Linked DNA regions of Homo sapiens: regions 2 and 3 are each linked to region 1. The links are chromatin loops, found by intact Hi-C in ENCODE. Cell type or tissue: HepG2. All regions are shown on one strand. Each heading gives the region's core, and the rest is flanking DNA. Links, peaks and the distances in the headings are about the cores only. Region 1 holds the start of LOC124902755 (a long non-coding RNA gene). Region 2 has its middle 17 kb from the start of POU2AF1. Region 3 overlaps POU2AF2 (POU class 2 homeobox associating factor 2).

The links. A loop is a pair of places that touch in the nucleus more often than their neighbours do. Peaks named below come from ENCODE experiments on the same cell type or tissue, not always from the same donor. Only the 100,000 strongest peaks of a DNase experiment are listed, where the experiment ranks them.
Region 2: it touches region 1 in a loop (6-fold over the local background); 2 of 110 quality-filtered maps call a loop at or near these places.
Region 3: a loop joins it to region 1, with 2.7 times the contacts of the local background. A loop is called at or near these places in 9 of 110 quality-filtered maps.

What each region holds. Positions count from the first base shown.
Region 1 is chr11:111,329,713-111,340,008 of GRCh38, forward strand. LOC124902755 (a long non-coding RNA gene) reads left to right here and starts at 3,265. Exons shown (of 2, transcript XR_007062890.1): 1 at 3,265-3,414; 2 at 3,517-4,083. In HepG2, for the core only: no CTCF peak of the experiment used is centred there; DNase peaks (open chromatin) are centred at 5,109, 5,549 and 7,069; H3K4me3 peaks cover 1,708 bases.
Region 2 is chr11:111,390,634-111,400,929 of GRCh38, forward strand. It overlaps a transcript of BTG4 not described here. Among named protein-coding and RNA genes, the nearest start is that of POU2AF1, 17 kb to the left of the region's middle. RefSeq lists an enhancer at 8,982-9,201. In HepG2, for the core only: no CTCF peak of the experiment used is centred there; DNase peaks (open chromatin) are centred at 3,148, 4,708 and 8,778.
Region 3 is chr11:111,277,890-111,288,185 of GRCh38, forward strand. POU2AF2 (POU class 2 homeobox associating factor 2) reads left to right here. Exons shown (of 5, transcript NM_198498.3): 3 at 3,509-3,551; 4 at 6,187-6,488; 5 at 7,764-8,512. The coding sequence ends at 8,165. Among named protein-coding and RNA genes, the nearest start is that of POU2AF3, 16 kb to the right of the region's middle. In HepG2, for the core only: a CTCF peak has its summit at 5,548 (motif pointing right); DNase peaks (open chromatin) are centred at 5,542 and 8,206; H3K27me3 peaks cover 511 bases.

The DNA.
Region 1 (10,296 bases), core at 1,614-9,613:
TAGGAAAAAAAATCAACTTGCTTCTGAGTTATCTGCTTCATGGCAGGAACTACCAAGAAAGTGCTGGCTTCAGAGTGCTAATTCCACCTGTCTGTTACACCTCAAATTAAAACCATTTGCATATTGCTAGAGGGCTTTGAGATTTAGAAATCATGTGCCGTAACTTGAAAGCCAAAAAAAATCTATCAAAGCAAGCCAGGACTCGTTCCCAGGAGATATAACTGAAATTTACAAGAATCTACCCCAGTGGTTCTGGGTACTTTCCTAGCAGAGACTGTTGCTGCCTTCTGGGTCTCAGCCCAGTCTGGCCTCTCCTCTCAAGGCTACTTGGAAGGGGAACCTGGCTAGGCTTCGTCAGTCACTCCAGCTCCAAGCATGGGGCCAGCTCCAGGGTGCTTTGGGTCCTTCCTGATGCTTTTAGACTCAAGGAAGACAAAGTAGATGATCAGAGAAGGTGGCCTCAGAACCAATGTCTTAATCAGACAAGGAGCAATTCCAAAGAGAGGTAAAAAAAGAAGAGGAGCTCCTGTTCTATGCCAAGCCTTTTGACAAATGTGGGCACCTTTAACTGAACCACCCACAAGCTCTGAGACCAGTATTATTATCCTCATTTTACAGATGAAGAAACTGAGGTGTAGAGAGGTAAAGTGATTTGACCAGGGTCATCAGGTTAGTAAATGGAGTCAGGGTTTGAGCCCAGGTTGACTGGGCCAGAGTTCACTTCATGACACTTGGCTGCTTTCCCTCAGTACATCACATTCAGGCCTGAGCAGAAGCATTGCCTGCAAAGACCTCAGCCTGGCAGCTCAATTGCTTTATCCAGGGTCTGAGGACAGATGAGACCATAACTGGGGCAGAGGACCAGGTCTGAAGGCCTCAGGGATCACCGTCTTCCATGCCCTTATGATGATGCCTGGTATCTGCCAGCCCAGACAGGGGCTGGGCATATTCCAAGGTCACAGTCCAGGACAAAGTGCACACTTAGAAAGGCCTCTGAAGCCACCTGTCCCCTGGCTCCCTGCAGGCTGCAGGAACCTGAACTTGAAAGGTCAGCCCTGGGCCCTGTTATCTCTCTCCAGGCTCCTAAGCCTGTTTAGGTCTTGGCCCCTGTCTGGTCTGGAGACAACACAGAGGAATGCAGGTGGCCGCCCAGCTTCCCCACCACCACCACCAGCCTTCCCCATCACAAACACATACAGCACAGGCTCCTTTACTAAAAATCCATCCCTCTGTGGTAGGGAGAGATCTGAGTCTATTAAGTAATAGTAACCAGGACTCTCCATGGCCATGTGCCTCCATTTTAAAAACAGAAGAGAGCAGGCAGAAGGGAATGAACCAGTGTTGTCAACTTTTTCCCAGGCACCAGTCGTGAATATTTTATCCTTCCCAAGGACTCAGTAAAATATAGGTATGGTCATAGTAGCCCCATTTTACAAAGGCTGTTCACTATAGTGGTTCAGGGCATAGGCTCTGAAGAAAAGATTACTCGGGTTCAAATTTTGGCACCTCTTCTTACTGCTATGTGCCTTTGAGCAAGGAACTTCACCCCTATGTGCCTCAGTTTCCACACTCATCAGATCTTCCCTGACCCCTCCTCCTGCCCCTCCCTCCCCCTCACCTCTGCTCTCTTTCTCTCCCTCTCCCTCTTCTTCTCCCTTCCCTCCTCTTTCTATGGCCCCATGCTTAGGCCTGCCTCCTGGGACAAGTCTCCAAAGCACTCTGCCATCAAAACTTACCTTTCTTGGTGTCCCGTTCTCTTACTGCCATTCTTAGAATTCCCATCTTACAGACCCCTTGTCAGGAAAGCAGACCTGATGAGCTCCAAGAAGCCAAGAAGAGGCTGTTTTGCTTCCCCTCCTGGGTAACTTTTGCGCTGGGTTTCAGCAGGGTTTACAAGCTGGAGGAAGAGGGATTAGGCCGTGGGCAATCCTTTGACACAGTGGAGTTGGGCATGGAGAGGGATGGAAGTGGGGAGATTGTGGTTTTAAGAAGCCGTGGACAAGGCTCACCATGAACATTTCCAAGAAGCAGGCCTGGAAGACAGGGGCCCCATTGCTTCCTCTTAAGCCAAAGATTGCCAACAGTGCCCTCATCTACCAGGCCCAGGAGAAGACCACGACTCCTCAGGAGAGATGGGCTCAGCCCTGGTACTTGGGGACTATAAATGCTCTCAGGATTACCTTTGCTTGGATTTTCACAAGGGCCTTTGCCTCCCCGGCCAACCTCTGTCCCACAATCAGAGTTGGCACTTGGAGCAGGGCATCCTTCACAGGTCTGTCTGGTACTTGTTGCTTCCCATTATGGTCAGGGAGGGGCCCTCTCCTGCTAAGAGACCATGGGTTAATTCTGGAGTCTTATATATCAGTCTCTTAACCTTCCCAACAAAACTGCCTGAGCCACAGAGAAACATGGACACTTGCCCAAGGCTGTGCTGCAAATAGATTTGAACTCAGATTCACCTCCAGGAACCATCATCCACTTCTATTAATTATGAGCAGTAAATTAGATAGTAACAAAGTAATGCAGCTGAAATGTAATTAGCCCATTGTCTGGAACACTTTCAGTGCTCCATAAGCATTAGCTTTTCTTATAGATATAATTATCATCCAGTTTTTACAAAGTACTGAGACTTTGAGAGCTTCCGCAATTTTCTCAAGATTACTCATACCAAGTCAAAGTCAGAGCCAAGATGACTATGCCATGCTGATAGCAGGAAAATAAACGTACCAGATGAAAGCATTATTCCTTTCCTGGCATTGCCTTAATGGCCTAAAACCCTGTGCATTTGCCACACAGAATGTTAAAGGGGTTCGGGTTTAAAAGTTAGAGTAGTTCAAAGGCAAAAACATAAAAAGAATTTCTTGTGAATTTATAATTTTCATAAAAAGGTAATGAATATCCATGCTGTCCATGTATTCTGCCTCCCGTAGGCTGGACTGAAGATAACTCAAGGTCAATGTCATGGCTTGTGGCTTATCGTTCTGCTCTGAATTTGGCTGGGTATCAAAGCCCTGTCATCCAAACCTCCCTCCAGAGGATAACACCTGAGTCTATCCCAGGTGTAGGCTTGCTGTCCCTAAAGATTTTCCAGGGAAGACAGCCCAACCCTTCCCTGTCTTCATTTTCTCCCCGCCTAGCTAATGATTGTTGTTGTCAAGTGCTTTGTATGAACATGGCCATATGCTATAAGCTGCTCAAAAATCATCTCAACTAATCCTCACAATGGCCCTCTGAGTTATTGAGATTGTGGTCTCTATTTTGCAGGTGTAAACACTGAGGCCCATAGAGGTCATCACCTGCCCAACTGGACAGCTGTGAAGCCACAGCTCACACCACTTGCTGCATCCTCCTGCAATTTCAGCACACTTTCTCTTGTGCTGCTCTCCCTGGAAAGACAGTGCTTTTCCCCAACACGTATGTAACAATTCTTACAAAGCTATTGATTAGTGAAGCCACTTTAGAGGATCATTTGTCAATGTCTATAAAAATTAAAAATTTGCATACTCTATCACACAGCAATTCCACCGGCATCGCCCTAGAAAAATACTCACAAAGAACACGGGGAGCTATGTCTAAGGATCTTCAATGAAGTATTGTTATAATGGACATTTAGTTACAACTTAAATGTTCACCAACTGGGTGAACATTTCCACTGACTGGGGAATGACCAGAAACAGAAAACAGAGAACTATGCTGTATAACCATCACATGAAATTCTGGGCAGCGGTAGAAAGGAATGAATGAATCTGCTCATGCTTACATGAAAAGAGACATATTGTGAAGTGAAGGAAGTTTCAGAATGAAGTTTACAAGTATGATTCCACATGTTACAGAACAACAAGAGATGTGGGTGTTTTGTATGCAGACATATACATGTATGTAAACGTATAGGAAAAGGTCTGAAATTACGCAAGCCAAACTGATAACAAAATTACCCATTGAGAAGGGGAAAGTGGTAGAAAAGAGAGAATGCTGATCAAGGGGATTCTAGCCTTATCTGAGCTGTTTGAATTGTTTCACAAGAATAATGTATTCATGTGTTACTTGTGTGCTTATAATAAATCTAAAATAAGTTTGTCCTAATTCTTTACAGTAGAGAAATGGTGGCATTTGGTGATCAAGGATGCAGTGTGGACTCAGACAGGCCTTAGCTTCCATCCCAGCTTGGCTACTCGAGAGCTGTGTGACTGTACATAAGCTACTTAAACTTTCTGTATCTCTTTAGCCTCTTCTATAGAATGAAGTTGATGACAATACCTCAGAAGATGTAGTGAGGAATTAAATGAGGTAATGCCTAAAGCTCTTATCCCTATGCCTAGAGCATAATAAGCAATCGGTCATTATTGGGAGCTTTCATTGCTCCCAAAGTCCTGTGAGGAACTGTGATTTGGGTGACTGTGCTGGAGGAGATCTGTCAGGAAGTACTAAATAGTCCAATCCACCTCCAGGACTTCTATCAGGGGATATCAAGAGCTCATTCCTGCCCAGCACCCTATACACACACCCAAGGGGAGAAATGGGAGGGCAAGTGACATCCAGGAGGAAAGCTGGGTGGGAACCAAGGACGATGTGCTTGTGTGTTGAGGTCAGAGGATGCTATGGAGTAGGCCACAGAAGCCAGGACTCAGCTGCTCAGGGTCCACCATCCTGTCACCAGTGCAGCAGAGCCCAGGAATCCCCTCAGATCTGAGGGCAGATCAGCCCTAGGGAAACCAAATCCCTAGGATGAGTCATTGGGAAATAGAAAGGGGCAAGACCCCGGCTTGGCTGAGCCTGCTGAGCGCTGGCTGAGCAGAGAAGGTAGACAGAGCAGCAGGGGCAATAAGAAAGGGCCTGGGAACATCCAATTCAGAAAACGGGGGTTTTTCCCAAAGAGTAAGGGCTAGAGCTCCCACCTTTGTCCCTTACAGCCAAGCACAGACACAAAGCACCAGCATTGCTGTGAAAGATGCAGGAGCCTGGGAGGTGCTATCCAGCATGGCATATTCATCCAAATTCCTGGGATTGACTGTGGGATAAATAACTATGTCATGTTGCCCTTACAGCACGGGCCAGGGGCCTAACACTTTCCTTGGCACTCCTCCAGAGTCTGCAAACACAGGCCTGAGTGCTGCCTTTACAGAGCCGAATCCTGTGCATCTTGATTAAATATTGACAATAGCTCTACCTGCCTTATCTTGATCCAGTGGAAACCCAGTCCCCGGGGAGCTGTGCAGGGCAGGATTTACCTCCCACACCAGAGCCACAGATGTCCTCCTGAACCAGCTCAGCAAACACACTGCTCTGAGGCACAAAATCCGCATCTGTGCTCCTCAGCAAAATACGTTTTATGACTAGTTAGACCCTAAAATAAAAGTCTTCTTTAGTCATCTGGGTTTGGGTTGGGAGGTGATATTCCTGTGGAACTTAATAAATCAATCATTAACTTTCTGCCAGTGGGCTAACTTGTAAGTGGGAAAGTAGGGACTGGGAGTGGGTAGAAGGCTGGATCATCAGGCTTCCCGGTGTCTGAGGCTGCCGACAAAATCCAAGCCTATCAGCCCAGAGATCAGTGGGGCCAGCCCAGAGGTCAGAGGGAGTCTAAGAGTCCCAGGCCTCTAGCAAAAGACAGGCTTGAAGTGAAGTTACAAAGGGGCAAAGGTTATCCTCAGCTTCCAGCTGGTGCCTTTGGACCTTTCAGTGACATCCAGGACCTGGGCCTCTTCGCTGTGCTTTCCCTGAGAGCATTCCAGATCCCTGAATATTCAAGGGAAAACACAGTGAATGGGTTTAGGATGGTCAAGACTCCTGTCCTCCCTTCCTCTAAAGGGGCAGGATTGGAATAGGAGTTTCTCCCTGGAGATGCGGCGAGGAGTCCCTATATCCTAGGCTGCCTTATTAACAGAGAGCTTCGAGATCTTCTTCACAAAGAGGGCTTCTCATGGTAGAGAGCACTCCAGCTAAGGAGGGGCAAATGTTCAGAAAGGTGATGAGCTTTGGCCCTTTTAACTCCCTCTGCAGGCATAAGCCAAGGTTTCTGCTGCACCTGGCAAAGAAGTGAATCAGATCAGAAGCACAAATGCACGGAACTGAGTTTTCTGCCTGGACAGTGTCCTAAGACTCTCTGGCAAGATCTCTGGTTTAACGACTTCCTGTACTTTCTTCATCATTTCGCCAGACAGCAGATCTCCTGAGGGCATGGGGATCCCTATGTAAGTGGAAACCCTGATCACCCCCAGTGGAATTCCAGAGTTTAGAAAGGTGGCGGCCACATCTCCCTAGAACACAGTAGACAGTTTTCTGTTCAGGGGAGAGCACATTGGCATCAAATCCCGCAGGCTTCATAGAGAAATCCCTAAGAAAGCAGGTTTTCCTCCTCATTGTCATCACAGCCACCCATCATGCAAAACATCAGGTCCTAGGCTGAGTGCTTTGCATGCACGTTCCCATTTAATCTTCATCATAATCTCTTAAGGACCCATCTTATAAATGGGGAAACTGGGGCAGACGGGTACCAAGCAACTTGTCCTTGGTCACAGATCTACTAAGTGATAGAACCAGACTTTGAAGCTAGATCTGTCTGACCTCATAGGTCATGCTCACCATAACCAGTCACAGACTCCGAGCCAGAACGCTGAGGTTGCTATAGGAGGGAATAACTTAATATCTGCTAAATACTTTCAACAGTGCTTAACACATAGTAAGCCCTATATAAGTGCTTATTAAATAATTAGAGGCTTTGTAGGACAACAGAAGTTGACTTTGCACACCTGTGTGGCTGGGATAAACCCTATGAAAATGAATACAATGGGGCAAGACTGAAGAGCCCCTCAGCCCTTTGTGCCTTACTCCTGACCTTACTCCTAACCCTATCTGTTGAGAAGGTGGTGATAGTCACCTCTAGCATAATTCTCACCCCAACATAGGAAGTTCTGTATGGACTTTTGCTGTCTGTCCCCTGGGCTGGAGGATCTGCAAGAGCTCCCAAGAGTGATCTGCAAGGGCTCCCAGGAGTGGCCCAGCCAAACCCCTTAGTCTCAGAGGCTAACACAGCTGGAGCTCATTTGCATTGGAATTGCAGGGCACTGCATCATCCAGGAGATAAGTCTGCATTATGCAAGTTACTTGTGCCAATTCTCCAGAAATTACTGAGCCACAGGGGGATTGCCTAACTGCTTAACCCTTTCCATCCAACTATAGAGCAAAAATAGACACCACTGGTCAATGCAAAGAGTCTTCCCCAGACGTGACAACTTGATGAGCAGAGAATGACCACTCAGGACTGGTGTGACCAGTGCACACCTCTCCCAGCAGGTTTGTTCTTGCCCCACAGGGTCTAAAACCCAGCCCCTCCCTATACACACCTTCTAAAGGGGAGTGAGTTGCCTCCTGGGGATGCTCAAGGTTCACTGGAAGGGGAAGGATTTCTTCAACAGGCTTTGGGAGTTCAGAGTCATTTACTCTGGCCATATTGGGTTGGCGGGTAGCTCTCAGATAAAGTGGTATTTGAACTGGTCATTAGATGTGAGTCAATGAGGAGAAAAAGGGCATGTCAAAAACATAGGAGCAGAAGATCACAGCTTATCTTAGGAACAGCAGATTGCAGAAGCGTAGATTATAGCATTGGACTAGGTGGCAAATGAAAGCAAAATACAATTTTGTTAGATAAATCACCATAATGAAGCTAAGAATATCTAATAAAATCACAAGTGCATGCCTATGAGTTATGAAACTCACCATTTGAACAAAAAACAAACAAATTAATTAAAAACTACTGTTCATATTTTCTAGACAGAATATCTTCTAGTGGGCATTGGAGATTTAAAAACAAGAGGTGAGGTTGCCACAAATACAAACTCATAATGGGTATTTGCATAGCTGAGCTCCTGGGTCCAGCTGGAACAGCCAAGCCTGGGGGAACCCACAGCCTGGCCACTTAGGACATAGATTGCCAGATGAGTAGCAAGGAAGGGCTCCTGCAAGGAAAGTCAGTTTCTCCATCTGACTGGCACCTCAAGACATCAACTTCTCTTGTGGCTCCCCTAAGAAGGAGTCATGGAATCTTAGGGTAGGTAGCCCAGCAGACATCATCTTATCCTGCTCTCTGCCTCTAGGCAAAACTATAATACATACAACATAATGAAGGTAATTGGATGATGGTCATTATGTGTGTATGTTGTGACAGTGACATTTACAGCCCAGCACCTCCTTTGACACTGACAGAACTTGCTGATTCCATTCACTCCAGTACTACTGACAATGCCTCACCAACTTTATAACCAAAAGTTTCTTCTTTACAGCCAATCTTTTTTTTTCTTTTGAAACAGGGTCTTGCATTGTCAATAAAGCTGAAGTGCAATGGGATGAACACAGCTCATTGCAGCCTCGACTTCCCAGGCTCAAGCGATCCTCCCACCTCAGCTCACCAAGTAGCTGGGAAAACAGGCGCATGCCGCCAACATGCCCAGCTAATTTTTTTTATTTTTGTAGAGACAGGGTTTTGCCATGTTGCCCAGGTTGGTCTTGAACTCCTGGGCTCAAGCGATCTGCCCACCTCTGTCTCCCAAAGTGCTGTGATTACAGGCATGAGCCACTGTGCCTGGCCTTTACAGCCAATCTTGAGCCCTGGAGTGGAACTATGAACACTGTGTCTTTAGAAGACACCTTCTCCACATACACTTCCTACCTTTGCCCTCACCTATCCTGTGATTTGCTACACAGGATCTCTCCAATTCTCCTTCCACTTAATCTATAGAGAATGGCATAGCATAATGGTAAAGAGTCCAGGCATCAGGGTAAAACTGAGACCAGGCTGGTGCTCACTCACCACTGTGATCTTGGGACAGTCAATTAATTCCTGTGGACTCAGTTTTATCTCTGTAAAATGGAGATAACAATATTATTTATCTGTAAGATTGCTGAGAATATCAAAGGAGAGCATAGAAGCCAATTGCTTCATAAATACTGTACCATATAAACATAAAATATTACAGTATTATTTCTACTTACAAAAGTAACAGAAGTGCCACTGGGCAAACAGTAAGCATAAGGAGACTAAAGTGTCTATATTTATATCAAGTAAAGTAGATTTCAAAACAATCAGTTTCAGCAGAGATAAAAAGGGATCTTTTACAATGATAAGACAGCCTACTCATGAGAAATGCATAATAATAATAAATGTGTATATCTCAAATAACAGAGATTCAAAATGCATGAATCAAAAGTCAACAGAATTAAATAGAGAAATAAATTTAGAATAATAATTAGAGATTTTAACACTTTTATAAAAAATAATCAATAAATACATAGAAGACCTGAACAACACTATCACCTTGACTAAATTAATGTTTGTTAGTTAATTGTTATTAAGCACATTACACCCAACCATTACAGAATTTACTTTTTTTCAAGAGAACTTGGTATATTCCCCAATAAATACTAAATGTTTGTTCATAAAACAAGTCTCAGTACATTTAAAAAGATTGAAATCTTACAGAGTATATTTTCTCACAATGGAATTAAATTGCAAAGAAGTAATAATGGATCTAGAAAAATGCCAAAATACTTGTAAATTAAACAGAATATATCTAAATAAATCATGGGCCACACAAGAAAGCATAAAGAAAATTAGAAAATATTTCTAATTGAATCATAATGAAAATAAAAAATATTAAAACTTTTAAATGCAGCTAAGGTAGTGTTAAAGGAAATTTATAGATTTAAATATGTATATTAGGAAAGAAAAACGATACTAAAAGAAAAATTAATGACTTCAGGCTATATCTTTAAAATATAGATCAATAATTCTCAGCCAGAAATTACTTTGTTCCCCAATAACTAAAGACATTTTTGTCTTCACAACTCAGTGGGGAAGAGCTATTGGCATCTCACGAGTAGAGGCCAGGGTTGATGCTGAACACCCTACAATATGTAGGATAGTTCCTCACAACAAAGAATTGTCCAATCAAAAATGTCAATAGTGCCAAGGTTGAGAAACACTGATCTAGTTAAAGAAGAGTGAAGTAAAACCAAATTAAGTAGAAGGAAGAAATAATAAAAGATAAGAGTAGAAATCAATGAAATACAACATTGAAAAACAATAGACAACATCTGCAAAGAAAACATTTACAAAGCTGAAGCTGATTCTTTGGAAAAATCAAGAAAGATCAAGAAAATTAATAAACCCTAGCTAGATAAGTTGAGGAAAAAAAAGAGAGGGAGCTCAAGTTGCCAGTATCAGGAATGAAAGAGGAGACATCACTACAGATTCTACAGTCATTAAAAGAAAAACAATAACATAGTATTAACAACTTTATG
Region 2 (10,296 bases), core at 847-8,846, 60 kb after region 1:
CCTAAGCTCAGTCACACCACAGGAAGTGGGCACTAAGGCTCTGGTGGGCTTTCCACTCTGCGACAGAGACAGAAGGTTTTTTAAGAGTCCAACAGGACTCTGAGCATCTTGACTCTCCCTCTTTCTTCGAAGCCTTCCAGTCCCACTTGAACATCTCATGATGCAACTCAGACCATTTATCTTCCCAAAACAAGGCAACCATTTTGCACCAGTTGAGGCAGACTTCACAGGCAGATGCACAGACTCCAAAGCAAAGTTCCAGGCAGATTGCTAAGCTGACTCAGACCCACCTCCGATGGAGTTTGGATGGCCCAATTTATTAAATGATGCCAAGCCCTGGATTGCAGAAAATTTGGCAGACTTCTGGTGCAAGGAAGCACCTTAGGTTTCTTTCGTAACCAGCAAATTTGGCATAAAAACAGTAATAGAGTATGTGCTCGATAAAGTCTCATTGATTAATTGATAACAGTTCCTTTACTCTTTTTCAGGGGTAGACAACCATATAGACATCAGTGGCTGCATCTGAAGTTGGAGAGCAAGTTCTCCAGCCCAACTATGTTAACGGCAGTCATCAAGCCCCAGGGACCCTATTCAGGATGCTGGTTTTTGAAGACAATGGCCCCAGTTGCTGCGACAAACTCCAAACTCATACTGTTCAGAGTCTTGAGTCTTGAGCCAACACACCCATTTTCTGTCGCTCCAAATTTTTTGTAGGTTTTGAAATACAGGCAGGAATTTAGCCAGGTTTATCTAGGAGAAATGTCACGTGAGGCTCAAGGAAGTGTAGAGTTTTGCCAAATGTTACATGAGAATCCTAGTCTTTTCTTTTTTTAGCCACTGGACTCAGGTTACGCAGAACCTAGAACCTCTGCTGGCCGGGACTTCTTCCTCCTCGCCATCCTACAGGCCTGGGCGGCACAGGCGGAGTTATGCCTGAGGCCTCTCACATTTCCAAGGATCACAAGCAGCTTGGAATTGTGTTCCATCTCTCTGGTCCTTGGAACTGTGTTCCAAGCTGCTTGTGATCCTTGGAAATGTGTTTCCAATTGTGTTCCATTTGTGTTCCTTTGGGAAAGTATGGGCAATAGGGAGCCATGGAAGGTTTTTCACTGAGGAGTGACGGGGTCATAGTCACGCTTCTTTTAAAAGTGGCTTTGGCAACAGTGTGAAGATAAATTAGAGTTAGGAGAAAGGGTGGGAGGTTAGAGAGAGTCTTTCTAACAATTGTTTCAGCAAGAATTAACTACGGTTGAAACTGGAGTGGTAACCACAGATGATCCCAAGCCACCTGGCTCTCATTGCGTTCCATTCTGAAAGCTTCGTGTCTCTGCATTCTCGGAATCAGTCACACAGTAAGCACTCAATAAATGTTTGCTGGATTAATGAAAAGTGAATAAATCTAGAGTGAGCCCTTCATTTTTAAAATGAGGAAATAGGACCAGAGAGATGAAATTACCTGCCTATGGTTACCTAGCTAGGCAAGGGCAAAGATAGACCTAGAACCTAGCCTCCAGCTTCCCTTTTCCTGTGATTTTCTTTTTTTTTTTTTTTTTTTTTTTTTTGAGACGGAGTCTTGCTCTGTCACCCAGGCTAGAGTGCAGCGGCACGATCTCGGCTCACTGCAAGCTCTGCCTCCCGGGTTCATGCCATTCTCCTGCCTCAGCCTCCCAAGTAGCTGGGACTACAGGCACCCACCACCATGCCCAGCTAATTTTTTGCATTCTTAGTAGAGATGGGGTTTCACCGTATTAGCCAGGATGGTCTTGATCTCCTGACCTTGTGATCAGCCCGCCTCGGCCTCCCAAAATGCTAGGATTACAGGCATGAGCCACCGTGGCTGGCCTCTAGTGATTTTCAAACTTTGTCATGCATCCAAATCACCATTCCCAGGGTTTCTGATTTGGTAGGTCCAGGACAGGGCCAGAGGACTTGCATTTCTAACAAATTCCGAGGTGATGCTGAGGCTGCCGGTCCAGGGATCACATGTGAGAACCACAGCCTTATCTAGTTCTCTTCTATAACACCTAGCTATCTTGCTCAGAAAGCAGGGCCTCACCTGGCTCCTTCATCCCTCACTGCTTGGCTCTGAGTTTTTGGGAGAATAGACATTCCAGCCTGCACAGTGGTAACATAGTTTGCTAGCTAAGAGCCCAGACCTGCGAGTCAAGTGCCTGGGTTTGATCCTGCCGCCACCAACCTTGTCTCCTCTGGGTATGTACATTATAGAATTCTTGTGAGGGTTAGATTATTGGATGTGTGTAAAACAGTACAACAGTGCCTGGCAAATAGTAAGCACCCAAAAGGGATAGCCATTCTTGCAATCACGGATAGGCTTGAGCCTGGGCCCTGAGGGGAGTCTTATGGTACTGCCTGAACTACAGAGAGGAGTGAGAATATGCCACAGAGTGATGACAGATTATACCATATCGTCACCTAGATTCATGAACATACAATACACATCAACAATGAGTGCAAAGATTGCTAGGAGGGATAGCACTGTGGGCTGATGCTATCTGGATCTCCCCCAAGTTTCCTCCAAATCCACTGTTATCATGGATCTCTTATTACTCTGAGTCAAGGAACCGGATTACTAAATCACAGTTTGTAAATTACGATGAGTCACTTTATCTAATCTAGACGGTCATATGCACTCACCTCTCAGAGGCTGTGATGTCAGCTTGGACAGATTAGAGCATCCAAAGCAAAGGGCAGCATTGAAACACCTGTTCCTTGCAGCCCTCCACACCCTCAGGCAGCAGCAGCAGCACCTGACTATGGTGCACAGAACCCACGGGTGCCTGAGAAGGACACACTGAAGACCGGTGGTAGCTGAGTTCAGGTCTCCAGGATGCTGGTTGCCCAAAGAACTGTATACTTTGAAATCTACTACTCTAGTCCCAAATACAGGATGCACCATCATGATTTCCTCTTTAGCCACTCTCAGGGTTGGGAACAGCTGGGAAGAGGTTGCAGAGAAAAGCCAGGAGGAAAAACTCCCCAGTTACTAAAGCAAAACCAGAGTGTTGAAGGTCTAGCATGAGGAGGAGAGGGAGATGCTCTAGGAGGGAAGGATGACTGACCAAGTGACATGACCTGTCCCCAAGCTCCACTTTATGCTGATTGAACTCTGGGAGCTCCACTACCCTTTGAAAAGCTTCATGCAAATGTGAACTTGAACTCTGCTCTTAGAAATACTCAGCACAGTTAAGACAAACTGGTACTGTCTAAAAAACTCCATAGCAAACAGCAATGAAGAATTTTATCTCTGGAATCAAATAGATCTGGGTTCAAATCTCAGGTCTACCTCTTAAAACTGTTACCTTGAGCAAAAGCACTTAATGCTCTGTGTCTTGATTTCATCACCTGTACGATACAGATACAAGAGTTCCTCACCAGGCTGTTACAAGGATCAACTCAGATACTGCATGAAAAGGCACATCATGAAGCCTCACAATAGTAGAGGACCAAGAAATGGCCATTGTATTACTAAGCACTGAACAAGAGAGAGCACACTAGGAATGACCCAGGGAACATTAGGCATGGGGAAGAAGTCAAGTTGATGAGTCCAGCTTTCTGAACTTGCGGTAGCCAGCCCATTCCTGTGGCTTGAAGTTCCTGCCCTTTCCATACTGATATGGTTTGGCTGTGTCTCCACCCAAATCTCATCTTGAATTGTAGCTCCCATAATTCCCACATGTTGTGGGAGGGACCCCATGGGAGGTAATTGAGTCATAGGGGCAGTTCCCCCCATACTGTTCTTGTGGCCGTGAATAAGTCTCACAAGATCTGACGGTTTTATAAGGGGAAACCCCTTTTGCTTAGTTCTCATTCTCTCTTGTCTGCCGTCATGTAAGACATGCCTTTGCCTTCTGCCATGATTGTGAGACCCCCCCACCAGCCACATGGAACTGTGAGTCCATTAAACCTCTTTTTCTTTATAAGATACCCAGTCTTGGGTATAGCTTCATCAGCAGCATGAAAACAGACTAATACACATACCCAGTGTGAAAATTAATGTCTGGTCCACCTCCACAGCCTCCTCATTTCTACTGTTTATCTCTATATGGGCCCACCTTGGCCTCCTCTTTAGACACTTGTGCCCAGCCCTGTGCCTGGTTTGAGAGACAGACCTCGTCTTTAAGTAACTGACACCAGGAAATCATCATCTGGTGATAAAAACGACTGCCACTTACCAAGATATGGTCCTATCTTTGTTGGCTTAATAGTCTCAGTAGAGTGGAAAAGCCTGAGATGCTCATAAAATCATTCATTCCACATATATAGATGGAGAATCTATGAGGTGTCATATCCATGAGTCCTCTCCCCCTCAGAAGCCATTTTATTAGAACGTATTCCCTCCAGCTCAGGGAATCTGGCTCCTGGATAGTGAGTCCATGAGGTGACTAAGGAAGAAGGCCAAATGGCCTGAAAATAGTGGAGAATTTTTTCCTGGAGCAGAGAGGGCAGTCCTCATCCACAACCAGGAAGTAGGGAAGAAATTGGCCCAGGCCAGGTGGGCTTGGCCATCCAGCAACAGCTCCTCCATCCTGAAGGCACCCAGGGGCTCTGCTGCAGGTGCGGTCAGGAGCTGTGCCAGGAGAGACCGGCCTGAGGTCCCATGTGGCTTCCTGCCTGGACAAACACGCCTCCACAGCCCCGGTGGACTGTCACCTCCGCAGGCCCCCTCAGGCAGCACTCACACTAGCCCATTGTTCTTCCTCCTGCTGGCAGTTCACTGGCTCCTGCTCCCATCCCTGCTCCCGGCAACCCCAGCAGAGCCTTGCATCCCAGCACTCCAGCAGAGTATGTACACACTGAGCAGGTCCTGGGATCAGCACCGTCACCCCTGTGGGTGTCCGAGAGTCAGGGACCTCCCCTATTTTAGGGACATGCCTTCAAGCCTGGTAGCAGGGACCAAAAGAGTATGTTATGAAAAGGCTGTTCAAATGACAAAGATTTTCAACTGGTTTCTACCAGCAGCATCCTTTTCTTTTTCAAATAAATTATTAAGCAGTTCTCCAAAATATAAAGCTGATACAAAAGCCCCAAATTCAGTGAAGAGGGAGCAGGTGGGGCCCACAGGCTGTCTTTGGGGTCTTCCCACTCCTTTGGCTTCCCTAGCCCTCAGTCCAGGCAGCCCCACAAGCATCTCCAGAGAACACACAGAGTTGGAGATGCGCTGCCCTAGGCAATGCCCCCTTTGAACTTACCCTGCAGACAAATGTCTTCCAGCCAAACTTAGAGGCACGCCTCCTGCATCACCTTGATCACTTTGCACAGCCCCTCAACCTGGTCCACCAGCCGGTGCAGCTATCTCGCAGAAGCCGCCCCGGAGGCATGCCTGCCTTCTCCAAGCCCAGCCCAGACCTGACGCTGCTGTTGCAGGACAGTTTCAGTCCCTGTGCCCCTCAACCTTCTCCTCAGCCCCTGCCCAGGATGGTGGCAGGTGGCCATCAAGTAGCAAATGATACTTGAGACTTGAGAGCAATTCAGAGCCAATGTCCCCTTCAGAGCAGTTGAACTCCTACATAAGAACAGATTTTCTCCATGCTAAGGGGCAAATAGTTGGCGCTTTGGGGATACAGATTTTAGAATGGTCCCTCCTGTTATATGTAACTTGTAAACTGCCTTGGCACTAGGTAACGTTCTGAAAACAAGTCACCGTGATTTCCAGGGTGACCAGCCAGGGTTATGGAAGGCCCACAGCACTCCCTGTCCCCTCTGCCCTTTCCAGGCCTCTCCCAAGTCAGCCCCATTTCCCTTCCCAACCAAGTCTACCCACATGCCCCCATTCTGCTGCAGTTCCAGCAGGTGCAGCAGAAAAGTGACCACTAATTACGATGGGAACATTCACTACCCCCTTGTTTTTTGTCAAAAGCTAGTGTGCTTTTCTGTTATGTCTGAGGGTCAGTCGACCTTCCCTGAAAATCAAGATAAATGTAACCACGAATGTGGATGCAACTACAAGGCCTAAGCTCATGCTATTCCCGCCCTCAATGTGTTCTCAGGCATGTGGGCCTGCCCACCTCCCAGCATCCTTCAAAGACTTGCCCAATACGTATACTTCCCTGAAATCATTTCTAACCCTCCTTTTACAGTGTTTATGATTCAATTCCTCACTTTTTGATAATTAATCGCATGTTGCTTGAATCTTCAATGAACAGTTAAGAGTTAAGAGTTTCTGTTTATTTTCATTATTCGATTGTTAGTTTCTTACAGGCAAGGACCAAGCCTTTCTGGAATCCTCCATGGTGCCCAGGAGTGTTTCATACTGTGGTTTGCCCACAGCTAATTTTCAATTAGTATAGGTTGATTTATTCATTGCCACTGGCTAGGAACAGTGTCGAGAACATATAAACTCTGAAGAGAGCTCTCATAGAGCTGTTTCATTCAAAGAAATGAAACTAGGGCTGAAAAAGAACATAAGATGAAGCACACATTTTAATCTTCTAATTTCTTAGTTCGTTTCCTATTTTCCCTAAGCAAACATTTGTAAATTTAATCCGTATGACACCCATCTCCTGACTGTCTCCAAATACCCACAATTCCTCCCCCAATCCACTTTCCAAATGCAGCCAAGAGATTTATGTTTTATGCAAATCTCTCATCTTCTTCCATGGCTTTAAATCCTTCAATTGCCCTTCCAATTGCCCTTAGGCCCCAGTCTAAATCCTTCATCTAACTTCCTAGGCCCTCTGGGAGCTGGGATGGCTGCCTTTCTAACCTCATTTCCTAACATATTCCCCCACACTTTCTAGGATCCAGCATATTCAGCTTGCAGTTCTTAAAATTTCCACACCAGGGTTTCTCTCTACTCCAGGCCTTCACACCAGCGCTTCTCTCTGTCTAGAATGTTCTTCTCCCCACCTTTTCCTTTACTTTCCTTCATCCCTTTGCCTGACTGATTCCTGTTCAATTTTCAGTTTTCAGATTAAACATCACTTACCCAGAGAGGACTTATCTGAGCCCCAGGTGTCAGCCAACTGGTAGGTGTTCACAGGGCATCTGTGTCTCCTCTTTAAGCGGGGGTAAGGGGCAGTATCTTCTCGCTGATTTGTTTTCCTTCTTACATCCTGAGGTTATAGACAGTGTCTCTTGTTCATTGATGTATCCCAATACTAAGAATAGTGCTTATTGACTAGAATTGAAATATCACCACATTTCAGCAGAACGTTCAGGAAATCTTTCTTATTTACGGTGTTTTCAGGCCATAAAGACACTACACTTCAAGTGATGCTTTGGGATCACTGTTTTTAAGATAAATGTACAGTTAAAGAAATACTGTGTGCAAGAGTTCCATGATCTCTAATTCAGTGTAATTTCTCTTAAATAAAATCATTAACTTCCCCTACCACAACCTTATCCTCTGCTTCTGCCCTGTCTACCACTCTCACTTGTAGTCTGTGGCTTGTGGGGCATGAGTGGAAAGAAGAGGGTAGTCACGACCACCATCACCACTACTAATTAGCCACTGTGTTGCTGCCGCTTTAGGTCAATCATCACTGTCTTTCCTACCGAAAGAAAAGGCTCCAACACTGCTGATCATCTGCAAGTCTGAGATAGCTTCAGTAGATTGACAAGCAATCAGAGATAGCTCTATATGTTCACAGAGCGGCCAACCATTGACCAAGTGTAGTTTCAGAGGACACCCCTGCCTTCCAACCACATTACTCCAAATCTTAACTAAAATGCCCCAGTAAGACCTTGGTCCTTTAGCCTAAAGCAGTTGTTTTCAAACTTTGGCATGCATCAGATTGCTAGGCCTCACCTCCAGAGTTTCTGATTCAGGAGGTCTCGTTCAGGCTGAAAATTTGCATTTCTTTTTTTTGTTTTTTTTTGAGACAGAGTCTCGCTCTGTTGCTCAGGCTGGAGTGCAGTGGCTCAATCTCGGCTCACTGCATGCTCTGCCTCCTGGGTTCACGCCATTCTCCTGCCTCAGCCTCCCGAGTAGCTGGGACTACAGGCACCCACCACCATGCCCGGCTAATTTTTTTGTATTTTCAGTAGAGACGGGGTGAAAATTTGCATTTCTATGTTCCAGGTGATGGTGCTGCTGCTGGTCTGGGAATCACACAGTGACACCTTCCCACTTAAACTAGGAATGGCTGTCAGGCCTGGTGGTGAGTGAGATTCACCTGTGGAGTTTTGTTTTTGTTTTTTTTTTTAACATTATAGAGTTTGAATGGGGCCCAGTCTTCTACATTTCATAAACGTATCATAAGTGATATTGCTGCAAGGCCAAGGTTGAGAACCATGTTTATCCCTATTTAAAAGCAATGATTCCTGTAAAGGTCTAATATTTTGACGTGGAGCTGGTGATTTACATGCTAGCATAAAAGAGTTATTGAGCTTTCCTGAGAGAGCTTAATGGTGGGAAAAGGCATGAATACTGAAGATCCTAGACCAAGAGGGATATGTGGATGAGGCACAACCCCAGAGGGAAACTGAGGCACCCAAACCTCACCTTTACTCACGTCACCACGTGGGTTGCCCAATCTGTGGAAGCCCCATGCAGGAGGTGCCCTTGAAGCCACAATTGTAGCCACTTCCTTGGAGGCTTTCATTACCTTTGGCTCTGCTTCCTGTAGGATCCCCAGCTGCGGCCAAGACTGTCCAAATGGGCAATGTGAAAAATCCAGCCAGTCAGATATTTTGACTGAACCCCTGGATACCACTTAGCCTCTGGCATGAGAAAGCTCTTCCCCGACCTCCTGTAAACTTCATCATCCAGGGAGACACTGGAAAGCATCCCCATATGAATTTGATCTTTGGACTCCTTTTGAACATAGGAGCCCAATGAGACTTTAAGCTTCATTCATTTCATGGGGAGAAATGACATATCTCCTGAGCAGAGCAAATTCAGCCAGATATTTACCCCTTCACTTTCTAGCCCCAGGGGAAGTGGGTGGTAGGGGGAAGGGGGCAATGTTTTTCCTGTTTCACCTCCCAAATGCAACCTGTGAGTCATATTGCCTCTTGAGAAGGTAAGACCTACTTGCTTAGTCCCTCCACAGTTTTAAGCGGGCTTGGTCTTCTAAGGGAATTGATCTCCTTGTTCCCGGGACAGCAGTCTCTGAGAGTGAACTCCAAATTTACTAGAGAACTTCCACTTTTAAACCACAGCATCTCCATCCTATAGCAGAGCCTGGCTAGAAGAGGTGTGGGACTTGCAGACCACAGCTGAGGTTGGTGGGATGGGATGCAGGGAAGTGACTGAAGACTGAGAGGTCCTTCTGCCCTCAGGGTGGCGGGTGTGAGCTGAGTGGGACTGAGGTGTGAGGGTATTTGCGATCCTGCATCATCCTAAGTATGGCCTGGATAGAGGCCTTATTCCTGATCTACAGAGAGAAATGGGAGGCCCTGGAGAAAGCCGGGATGGGTGAGGGTGGGGTGAGGGTGGAGTGAGGGGAGACAGTGTAAATCCCCTCTGTTACTGGGGAGGTCAGACAGGAATTTACAGCAAAAGAACCCTGAGAAGCAGGAGGCCCAGCCTCCCACTGACTGGCTGGGCAACCTCGGAAAAGTCATGCCGCCTCTCTGTGCCTCAGTTTCCTCATCTGTAAAGGGAGGATACCAGAGCAAATGATTGTGCCAAGACCTAGTGTTCTATGATTCTACAGTTATGTGAATTGAACTACTATTGAGTCTCTTATCTTAAAATACAATAGGCAGTTGCTAAAACTGCTTTCAACTGAGGAAAGCGTATTGCATCTGTAGTACTGGAGTTAATTTACAAATAACAAGAACTTTAGAACCCGCCAATGAAAATCCATCTCTCTCCTTCCCTCCCTCTCTCTGTATTGTACAGGCTCATGTTAAATGATGAAGAATGTTCTAAACAAAGTGCAGTACAAACATATTAAATGTCTGAACTTTAATATAGCATAACTTTAACATCACTTCAAAGGAAAATAATCTTATGATTCTTAAGCCCTTATTCCCAAAAACAAGACACATAAGTGAGGAAAACTCAAGAAGAAAGAAGCCTTCCTCTAGGAGATAGAGGTTAATCTCTCCCACTCCCATGTGAGCTGGTTAATGACTAGCTTCTAACAAAGAATATGTGAAGGGGAAGAAATAACCTCACCATGGAGAGACCTAGCAGACACCACCTTAACCAAGTGACCAATGTTAATGTCATCTGTGACCAGTCATGTTCATATCACATAGCCTTGACAGGATGTAGTGAGAAGCCTGCTTCACCTCTGTAGTAGTCTTTCTAAAAACCCATAGCCCCAGAATAACCATAAGACAACACCAAACAAACCCAAACTGAGGGACATTCTATAAAATACC
Region 3 (10,296 bases), core at 917-8,916, 53 kb before region 1:
TGGGAGGGTAACACTGGATAACATGGGCGCCTGCTACATGGGAATATGTGCCCAAATACAAGTGCATCTGTGATTTAATCACTGCCCCTTTCCTTCTCATAGAAATATTAAGGGACCTACTTCTGACCATTACATGCCCGAGAGTTCCCTTCTGCCACTTAAAAGTGTTAAAATATTAAACAGGAAAACCCATAAATCAAAAGGTTTGGAGAAATATACCACAGATTTGAAGGAACCAACAAATGCATAATAGTAATAATAGCTAAGGCACATATGCTGTTTACCATGTGGCAGACACTATTCTAAGTGCTCGATGTAATAATCTCATTTAATCTTCATGTGCCCAAGATCCCACAGCTAATAAGAGGTAGAGCTGGGATTCAAATGTAGTCACTCTGGTTCCAGAGGCTTTACTCTTAATTACCATGCTGCTTCTGAGTTGTTGGAAGATATTTTGCCTGGAGAAGTTCGAACTCGAGGTTGATATTACAGATTGCAATTGCACGTTTGCATTCCCCTAAAATTCAAATGTTGAGGTGCTAATCCCCTGTGTGATGGCATTTGGAGAAGGGGCCTTTGGGAGGTAATTAGATCTTGCAGGTGAATCCCTCTAATGGGATTAGTGTCCTTATAAGAAGAGACACCAGAGAGATGATCTCTCTCTCTGTCTCTCTCTCTCTCTCTCTCTCTCTCTCTCTCAGCCATGTGAACACACAGTGAGAAGCCAGCTTTCTGCAAACCAGAAAGAGGGCCCGCACTAAAAACCACACCTAGATCTCAGACTTCCAGTCTCCTGAACTGTGAGAAATAAATTTTTGTTATTTAAGCCATGCAGTCTATGGTATTTTTCATAGGCTTGTCTTCAGATATTTGAAGGGCTGTGTATGCAAGAAGTGTTAAACTTATTCTATAAAGACCAAAGGGATTAGAACTAGAAAGTTATTCTTTCCAGCCAACTTTGTAATTGGTAAAAGTTCCTAAAGAAGAAATGGGTTTCCTCAGAGGGTGCTAAGTTCTGTGTGCCTGGATATTAGATGCACCTGGTGTTAGTAATATGGAGAGAATGTAATCATTGAATGAGACTCTATAAAATTTCTTCCAACTCTTGAGAGTCTATAGAATCATTAAAGTCACTGCAAAAGAGCTCGGATTCAATGAACTGGATGTTGAGGATTCTTAACTTCCACAGAAGCTACACCCTCTCCACTTACTTTGCTCCAGGACATCTCGGAGCCATGATTTGCGTATTTTAAGACTCTACACGCCTAGATACTCTTCCTTCAGAGGTCAGCTTAGGCACTGCATCCTGCAAGATGTGTCTCCCACCCCATTCTTGACACCAGTTTAGGTGCCCGCATCACCCCATCTTTCCCTGACCCTGCCACTTCTCATACTACACCGAATATTCTGTTTTGTCATCAATCACCCCTGTATTGGTGTCTTAGGGCTGCAGTAACAAGTTACCACAAATGGGATGACTTACAGCAACAGAAATGTATCATCTCATAGATAGCTCTAGAGGCTAGAAGTCCAAAATCAAGGTGTCAGCAGGGCCATGCTCCCTCTGGAGCCTCTGGGGAGAATCCTTCCTTGCCTCTTCCTAGCTGGCAGTTGTCACTGGTGATCCTCGATGTTCCTTGGCTTGAGGTTGTATCACTCAAACTGCTGCCTTTGTCTTCACATGACCTTGTCCCATCTGCATCTGTGTCTTTGTGCGTCCCTCTCCTCTTCCTATTAGGACATCAGTCACATGAGATTTAGGACCCACCCTAATTTAATATGACCTCATCTTAATTTAAGTAGTTACATCTTTAACAGCCCTATTAGCAAATACCGTCACATTCACAGGTATCAGGGATTAAGGTATCAATATAACTTTGGGTGGCTTATGCCTGAAATTCCAGCAATTTGGGAGGCCGAAACAGGTAGATCACCTGAGGTCAGGAGTTCGAGACCAGCCTGGCCAACACAGTGAAACCCATCTCTACTAAAAATGCAAAAAGTAGCCAGGTGTGGTGGTGCGTGCCTGTAATCCCAGCTACTCAGGAGACTGAGGCAGGAGAATCACTTGAATCCGGGAGGTGGAAGTTGCAGTGAGCCGAGATCGTGCCATTGCACTATAGCCTGGGTGAGAGAGTGAGACTCCATCTCAAAAAAAAAAAAAAAAAATATATATATATATATATATATATCTTTTGGAGGGGGCACATAATGCAACCCACCACATTCCCCAACCTCTCCCTGCTCTCTAGCCTGTGGGTTCTTTGAAGATTGTGTCTTCATTCCACATATTTTTCTTACGTCTATTATGAACTACACCCTGTTCTAGGCACTGAGGGCACATCACAGTCAAGGTCCCTACAGTTGGTGGAGCTTCTTCCTCCACATGGATTCAGACAGTAAACATTGAAGTGGCCCTTCAGTGCTGAAGCCAAACACTAAGTGCATGTATGCACATACACACATACAGTAGGCGCCCCTTAGCCATGGTTTCCCTTTCTGAGGTTTCAGCTACTCATGGTTAACTGCAGTCTGAACATACTAAATGCGAAATTCCAGAAATAAACAATTTCTAGATCTTAAATGGCATGCCTTTCTCAGTGGTGTGATGAAATTTCATTCAGTCCCACTCTGTGCTGCCCAGGACTTGAATCTTACCTTTGTCCAGCCAATCCACACTGTCTACACCACCTGCCCGTTAGTGTCTCAGTAGCCGACTCAGTGATTGGATCACCTGTCTCTGTATGGCAGTGCTTGTGTTCAAGTCACCCTTATTGTATTTCACAATGGCCCGAAAGCACAAGAGTAGTGACACTGGCAATTTAGATATGCCAAAGAGAAGCCGGAATGTGCTTCCTTTAAATGAAAAAGTAAACGTTCTCAACTTAATAAGGAAAGAAAAAAAATGTATGCTGAGGTCAGACATTGGTATGGTAAGAACAAATCTTTTGTCTGTGAAATTGTGAAGAAGGCGAAAGAAATTCATGCGAGTTTTGCTGTTGCACCTCGAACTGCAAAACTGTGGCCACAATGCATGATAAATTCTTAGCTAAGATGGAAAAGGCATTGAGTTTGTGGGTGGAGGACATGATGGCAATCAGGTGTGGTGCTATCCTCAGTTTTAGGAACCCACTGGGGAGTCTTGGAACATATCCCTCGTGGGTAAGGGGAGGCTACTGGATATGCGTATATATAGTCACTTAATATATATTGGATGAGGGAATGTTAACTGGAACAGTAGAAGATGAAGGATAAATTACTACATTTCATCCAGCCAGTGCTTTCTGGCATGTTTATCAAAATGTAAAAGTGTGGTTGCTCTTTGTCCCTTGTAAAACTTTGTTCTATGGTACTTGAATTCTTATTCTCAGTTGACCTGAGGGTCAACCCAACTCCCCAGATAATACTTCTGAATATCATAAAACCAAGCTTATAAGGTGTATTCCTAATTTTTATTAAATTCAAACTTACAACTAAAGAAAACACTTGAATTCTGTTTACCTTCCAGGGCAGCGTCAGTTCCTCTCAGTCTCCATTTGTGCAGATGCCAGGTGAGTACTTTAATTCAATAAGCAATTATTCCCTTTTGAATTTAAATCAAGCATCTGGGCTTCCATTCTTTCATAACGACCTTACAACACTTCCAAAACTCTGCTCCTTTAAAATAGTTTTGTCTAAAATACAAAATCAGCGAAGGACAGAACTCATGCAGTAATTTCTGAATTTAAAATTCATTTTGTCTTGAAAGCAGCCCTTTTATCCCAAGCTTTTGGGGCAAAGGCAATATAAATTATGCCCTTGATACAGTTTTAAATTGTCTAAAGTTCTGACACCATGATCTGATAGATGAGGCATCTGCTTTCAAACAGAAAGGGGAAAGCCGTCTGCGAGCAGAGGGAGTCAGGCATTTGGTTCAGTATTTTGAATTCATTTCAATGCCTATGTCTCATTAAATACTCCTGTGGGGATGTAAAAGGGGAATTCCTAATAATACTGTTGGACATTCTTGTATAAACACACACCACACAGGCAAAGACAATCTCATTTAGTTCAACTCAGACGCGGCACATTCCCTAATAGTTTTATCACCTTCAGAGCTGGATAAGGGAAAGGAATAAGAGCAATCGAGGATCCCGAATATTTAAATGTCTGTATGTTGTTTCCCAATCATATATAGTGCCATTGAAATTTGGTGGCATCTCCTGCCTTCTACAGAAAAAAAAAAGAAAAATTTCCATAGCTTCTCTTTATCTAGAAATTATCCTTTCTCTTTGTACAGAGAAAATCCATGCTAAGAGAGCAGAGGCTTTTTTCTTCGTGGTTGTTTTGATTTGGAAATTGGGAGTATAGATGAGAGCCTGGAAACCTTGTTTTCATATTCTCAACCTTAACCGCTCTCATAAATATAATTTCATTGTATGAAACAGAACCTTATTTATTTATATTAAGGTTCAGCTGCACAGATTTTTTCCCAAGGAAGTATGCTTATAATGAAAACCCTAACTTCAGCTTTCAAATGCATGAGCAGGTTAGAAGTTATAGAATGTAAGATGAAAGTGAAGTGAGTGGAGTCGTGCCACAGGTTTTGATGGGGAATTTTGATTTCTTCTTCTGGATGAATAAATTCACATGCCATTCTTGAACACAATGTTATACTACTAGGTTTAAAGAAAATGTATAAGGCATGAGATCTGCCCCCTTGGGCTCGCAGGTTGACTGGAAAGATCATTGTGACTCAGGTGAAAGAGGAATGAGCATAATATAAAGTGCCACATCCTGTGGAACGGGCTGGAATTCTGTGTCTATAGAATCAGAAGCTCAGAAGTGGTCTGCTGCTGTGGTTGGGGTAAGGTAAGGAAGACAGGCACTTATATCTTCTCCCCAGTTCAGCCTTTTTGTGACCTATGACCTAAGGGTGTTGGTGTTAGCATTAGATCACACCCAAGGCCAGCTGGAACAATTAAACCATCAGTTTTATAGACCTCAAGTCTATGCCCTCAAACATGTTCTGAATGATCAGTGTTTTCTGCTACAACTGAGCTACGGGGTCAGAAAGTGTTGAGCAAACACACCTTTTTCCTTGGAAACCATTTCACTGCTGGGCTTACCTTAAATGAAGCTCTTATCAGTTTCTGTCCCTCCCTCTCTCCACCAAGGAAAACTTTTTACTTTTTTTTTTTTTTTTTTTGAGACGGACTCTTGCTCTGGGCGAGATCTCAGCTCACTGCAACCTCCACCTCCCGGGTTCAAGTAATTCTCCTGCCTCAGCCTCCTGAGTAACTGGGACTACAGCAGCTGTGATTACAGGCATGGTGGCCCAGCTGATTTTTGTATTGTTTTTAGTAGAGATGGGTTTTCACCATGTTGGCCAGGATGGTCTCAATCTCTTGACCTCGTGATCCGCCAGCCTGGGCCTCCCAAAGTGCTGGGATTACAGGTGTGAGCCACCGAGCCTGCACCACCAAGGGAAACTTTATGTAGCCGGCACTGTCTTCCTAAACGTGCTGGGCCCTGGTGAGTTGAGTGAAGGAGTCCATGAGGCCACAAGAGGGCAGCAAATAACATAAAACTCATCAAAACCCTAAAACTACAGGCCTCTAAAATTGGCTTCTGTGTGGCCATCTAATCCTAAAGAAAGTCATTTATTGATGTCTGCCAGGCGTGCGACCCAGTGTAAGGTCAATGTGTGAAGAATTAGAAGGCAGAGTACAGCCTGCCTCTTTGAGGTGGGGTTATATGTGTTACCTTATCCAGACATAGCGATCTCAGATAACAGGCCAGGAGCACCTCTTGTTAACAGTTCTATGTATATGGAGAGGTAGCTCCGATGTTGTGAAAAAGATGCTTCCTTGGTTAAAATATGAATGCCAAGAGATTATTTCATTTATGTCTTCCTAGCACAGCGCCGGTCACCGGGAAGGTACTCAGTAAATGTGAATGAATGAACAGACACGGTACTGTCTAAAATGAACTCACCCCTAAAGGCGACAATGTTTTCAAACGTTAGTTATTTGGGCTAATGCAGGAATATTTCACGCTTTTCAAGACATTTCTCTATTTCCATGTTAGCGTTGGAGTCAGGCACGCGTTAGTAACATCGTTTCCCAGGCAGAGACTCAGCTGCAACCGAGGCCTTGACCGCCCTGGGAGGAATTTTCTGCCCATGTGTTTTTCATTTGGCAACAGGTTCGCCGGTCACGTCAGGTTACTACGGTGTCAGAAGATCTTTCTTATCTGACTCAGACTTCCACAACAGTAAACAGTTTTCAAATGACGTCTACACCTCCAGCGTGGGGAAGCCGTTTCCCTGTGAGTCCTCCGCAGGGCAGAGCCATGCGGCTCTCCTGGAGCCCTACTTCCCCCAGGAGCCCTACGGAGACTACCGGCCTCCGGCGCTGACGCCCAACGCGGGCTCTCTGTTCAGCGCCTCGCCCCTACCGCCGCTCCTGCCACCGCCCTTCCCCGGAGACCCAGCTCACTTCCTATTTGTGAGTATGCAGAGACCTCGTGTGAGGGAGTAAAAGAGGGGCGAGGCTCGCCCTCTGGCCAGCCGCTGTGCTTGGCATCCGGGTTGAAGCCAGGTCTGGCTCACCCTGTAGACTCCAGAGGCTGCTTTGCAGCTGCCTAGAGATGCCAGGACACCCTCCGAGGGAGCCTTGTTCAAGGATCCCTGTTAGCCATGACAGCCAGGAGCGTCTACGCAGGGCTTGGAACCGGGAGGAATGTGCAGCAGGATTTATATCCATTTTGTTAATGCTCTACTGATATTGCCTGATGTTCCCCCACCCTGTTAGTGCCAGTCGTCATCATTCCTGCAGCCCCTAAGGAAGGAACACTGAAGCTGCATCTCAGACATGCTAGGCAGTAATGAGATGGATCATAATCTCCCAAGGAGGGTACATAGGGCTCCTCTTTCTTTCCAAGTCCCCTGCCTCCCCTTCCCCACATTTTTAGCCTAAAAATCCTTGTTCTCTCTCAATCCTTCCAAACAGGTGAGTTCATAAAGATCTGAAGATTGCTAATGCTCATAGAGAATAGTAAAGGTTTCTACCACAAAGTAATGAAGCTCTAAAGACAGGAGTTTAGACAAAAGGGAGAGGATGAGAATTCACATTATTAAGTATACTCTATGCCAGGAAATGTGATGTGTTCATTCAATACTTGCAACAACTCAGGATATATTTATGAAAGTCCCATTTTACAGATGAGCAATGTCGGGCTCAGAGTCAGGAGGAGCCACGAATGAATCCAAATCTTTCTAGCTCCAAACTTACGGGATTCCTACCTCTTTCCTCCTGCTTTAATGAGGACAGAGTGGGCTTCTCAGTCCCCTCAAAAATTCACCATGGAGTTGAAGGCCTACTCCGAGGAGTGGGCCAAGCGCTGACCTTCCCCACTGTGTAAATGGCATTCTAGGACCCAGACTAATGGGAGACTCAAAAAGAATCCAAGACAGAGTGCATTGCACACAGTAAAATGTTGCATACATGTGCATTTTATTAGTCTCACATTTCACTCATTTAATGTTGTCTTCTGGGAAAAGGAATCTCAATATCTATAGCAAATCTAATTCTAGAGTAGGAAGGGAGGAAAACTTTCACTGCTGGTGTCAAAAGCCGGAGAGAAGAGCAGCCTGAGAGCCAGGCTTCAGGCAGCAGAGAGAGGGGACGAAGGCTGCCCTGAAGCCACAGTCTGGCAGCACACAATGTATCATCAGAGTGTCACCTAGTGAATAACCTCCGTGGCCTTTCCATTCTCCTCAGAGGGACTCATGGGAGCAGACGTTGCCTGACGGTCTCAGCCAGCCTGACCCTGTGTCTGCCGATGCCCTGCTGACCTTGCCACCCAGCACGAGTTGCCTCTCCCAGCTTGAGTCCGGGAGCATCGCCCAGCACAGGGGCTCAAGCTGGGGGTCATCCCTGGCTGGGGCTCAGTCATACTCGCTGCATGCTCTGGAAGATCTGCACCACACTCCGGGGTACCCTACCCCGCCTCCTTACCCCTTCACCCCTTTCATGACGGTGTCAAATGACCTACCGCCCAAGGTGGGGCCACTCTCCCCAGATGAGGAAGCAGACACCGGTTCCCTCCATGACCCTTCCCCTTGGGTGAAAGAAGATGGGAGTATTGCCTGGGGGTCATATGAATGCCGCAGAGCTTATTGAGGGGAGGGCCAAATGACTTCTGGGTTTTTCTTTAACTTGAGGTGTATTCCAAAGATTGTTTTAGGTGTGTCAGCCCATTCAGGACTGGATTTTCAGAATAAGCCTCAATGCTGCTCTTTGTTAGTGGACGAGGGCATTTATTTGTAATCCTCTCCACTGTAACCCCACTGAAATAAAACAGAATGTTAATTAAATGTGTCAGAGACCGTATTCTAGTAAGATAACCTTACAATGTGGTCTTTTTGGAACTGTTGTAACCCATTACGTTCTGAATCTTCTGTTATCTTTGAAGTATCATTTTTGGCACTGATTTTTCTTAAATTACATTAAAAAGTTTATGCAGATCATAAAAGATACTGATTTTCCTGTCAGATGTTTCTTAGTTTTAAACTATGTGTATTCTGCAGTAAAAGACACTGGATAGGATATAATATAGATATGACCACATAAAACTCATTTTATAGCATGTGACTTGAAAGAGTGAAGTGTTTCATATACATATATTTATGGCTTATTATAGTGACTTGTAAAACCCCAGTTAAAAAAAAGGTACAATCTATAAATATGTTATTGTCCATAAAATAGGATGAGATCAGGAAACTATGGCTTTGTACATAACAAAGTTATTTTTTGACTCTATCCTAAAGCCCAGAATGTCCCCAAATTAGTTCAATCCAAAAAAGTCCAAAAATTTTCTTTGATCAGTGATGGCCTTAATTAAACCAGACATTGTCTCTCTGATGGAATAAACCTACAGTTATCAGCATGAATGAGTAAAATAGGCATTCTGTAATCAAATGGAAATTTTTTTTTTTTTTGAGACAGGGTCTCACTCTATCACCCAGGCTGGAGTATAGTGGTGTAATCATGGCTCACTGCAGCCTCAATCTCCTGGGCTCAAGGAATCCTCCTACTTCTGCCTCCCAAGTAGCTGGGACCCAGGTGTATGCCACCATGCCCAGCTAGTGTTTTTATTTTTTACTTTTTTTTTAAAGTTTTTGTAGAGACAATGTCTTACTATTTGCCCAGGCTGGTCTTGAATTATTGACCTCAATCTATCCATCCACCATGGCCTTCCAAAGTGTTAGGATTACAGGCGTGAGCCACCACACCCAACCAAATTCATACCCTTTAAAGAAAATACAGAAAATAGGACTAAGCTGTTGGCAAGAAACAGACCACAAAACACCAAGAAGCAAAAGGACTTTGGAGAAGGACATATTGCCATGTGTGAGCCGATGGCTTGACAAACAGCACCTCCTATTTGGTGGCTTACTAGTCGGAAAAGTGCAGCTCTTACTATGTGTCAATGAAGATATTGACATCTGAAGCATGAATCTGTCCACATTGGATTGGTGTGGGTTCCTTTGCTAATTGGGTTCCCAGCATAATTCCAGCATGCCTATCTGCGGCCAAGCTCATCATACATGCCTGGTATACACTGAGACTTTGCAGATGCATGAGTGGAGGCCCCCGGGTTGTACCTGCACCCTTCTTCTTAGCTTCCTACCACCTGTCTTTCTGCACTTCATTCTCACATCTTTTCCACCCTCTGGTCCCTCCTGATCCAATGCCATTTCTCTCCATCTTCTGGAGGCCAAGGCCTTCATTTTCCCTCTAGTTGCCCAAAGACCCTCAACACAATCTCCATCACATCCTCTGTGACTGTCCCATACTCTACCTCAGCAAGGTAGAAGCCCAGAAATTCCAACAAGGGGATTAATTCACACTTACAAGCAAATAATTGATATTCCTTTTTTTTCCAGGCCTTCAAGGTATTTTCTGGTTAAGCAAACTCACTTCTAGTTTATGGAGTGCCACCAGAAATGCTTGGGTAGTGAGCTTTCGTTCACCTCATCCTTTCGGCTCCCTCCAGGCAGAGCATTCTTCAGGGAGTAGATCAAGAGTGAACGCGTGGGGCTCTCTGCTCCTGGGCAGCACTGCCAGGCCCCCTGCCCCACTTCCTCCCCCTCCACCAGCTCCTTTGGGCAGCCTGAACTTTGCTTTGCTTAGTGCTTGCTCTTCAGTGAAAAGTGGCAACATTCACAGTGCAAGAAAGGAGCTGTTCTTTCCTAAATCCAGCATGACTTGCAACCTCAGTCTTGGTTCCCAATATGGCTGGTAGAACCAT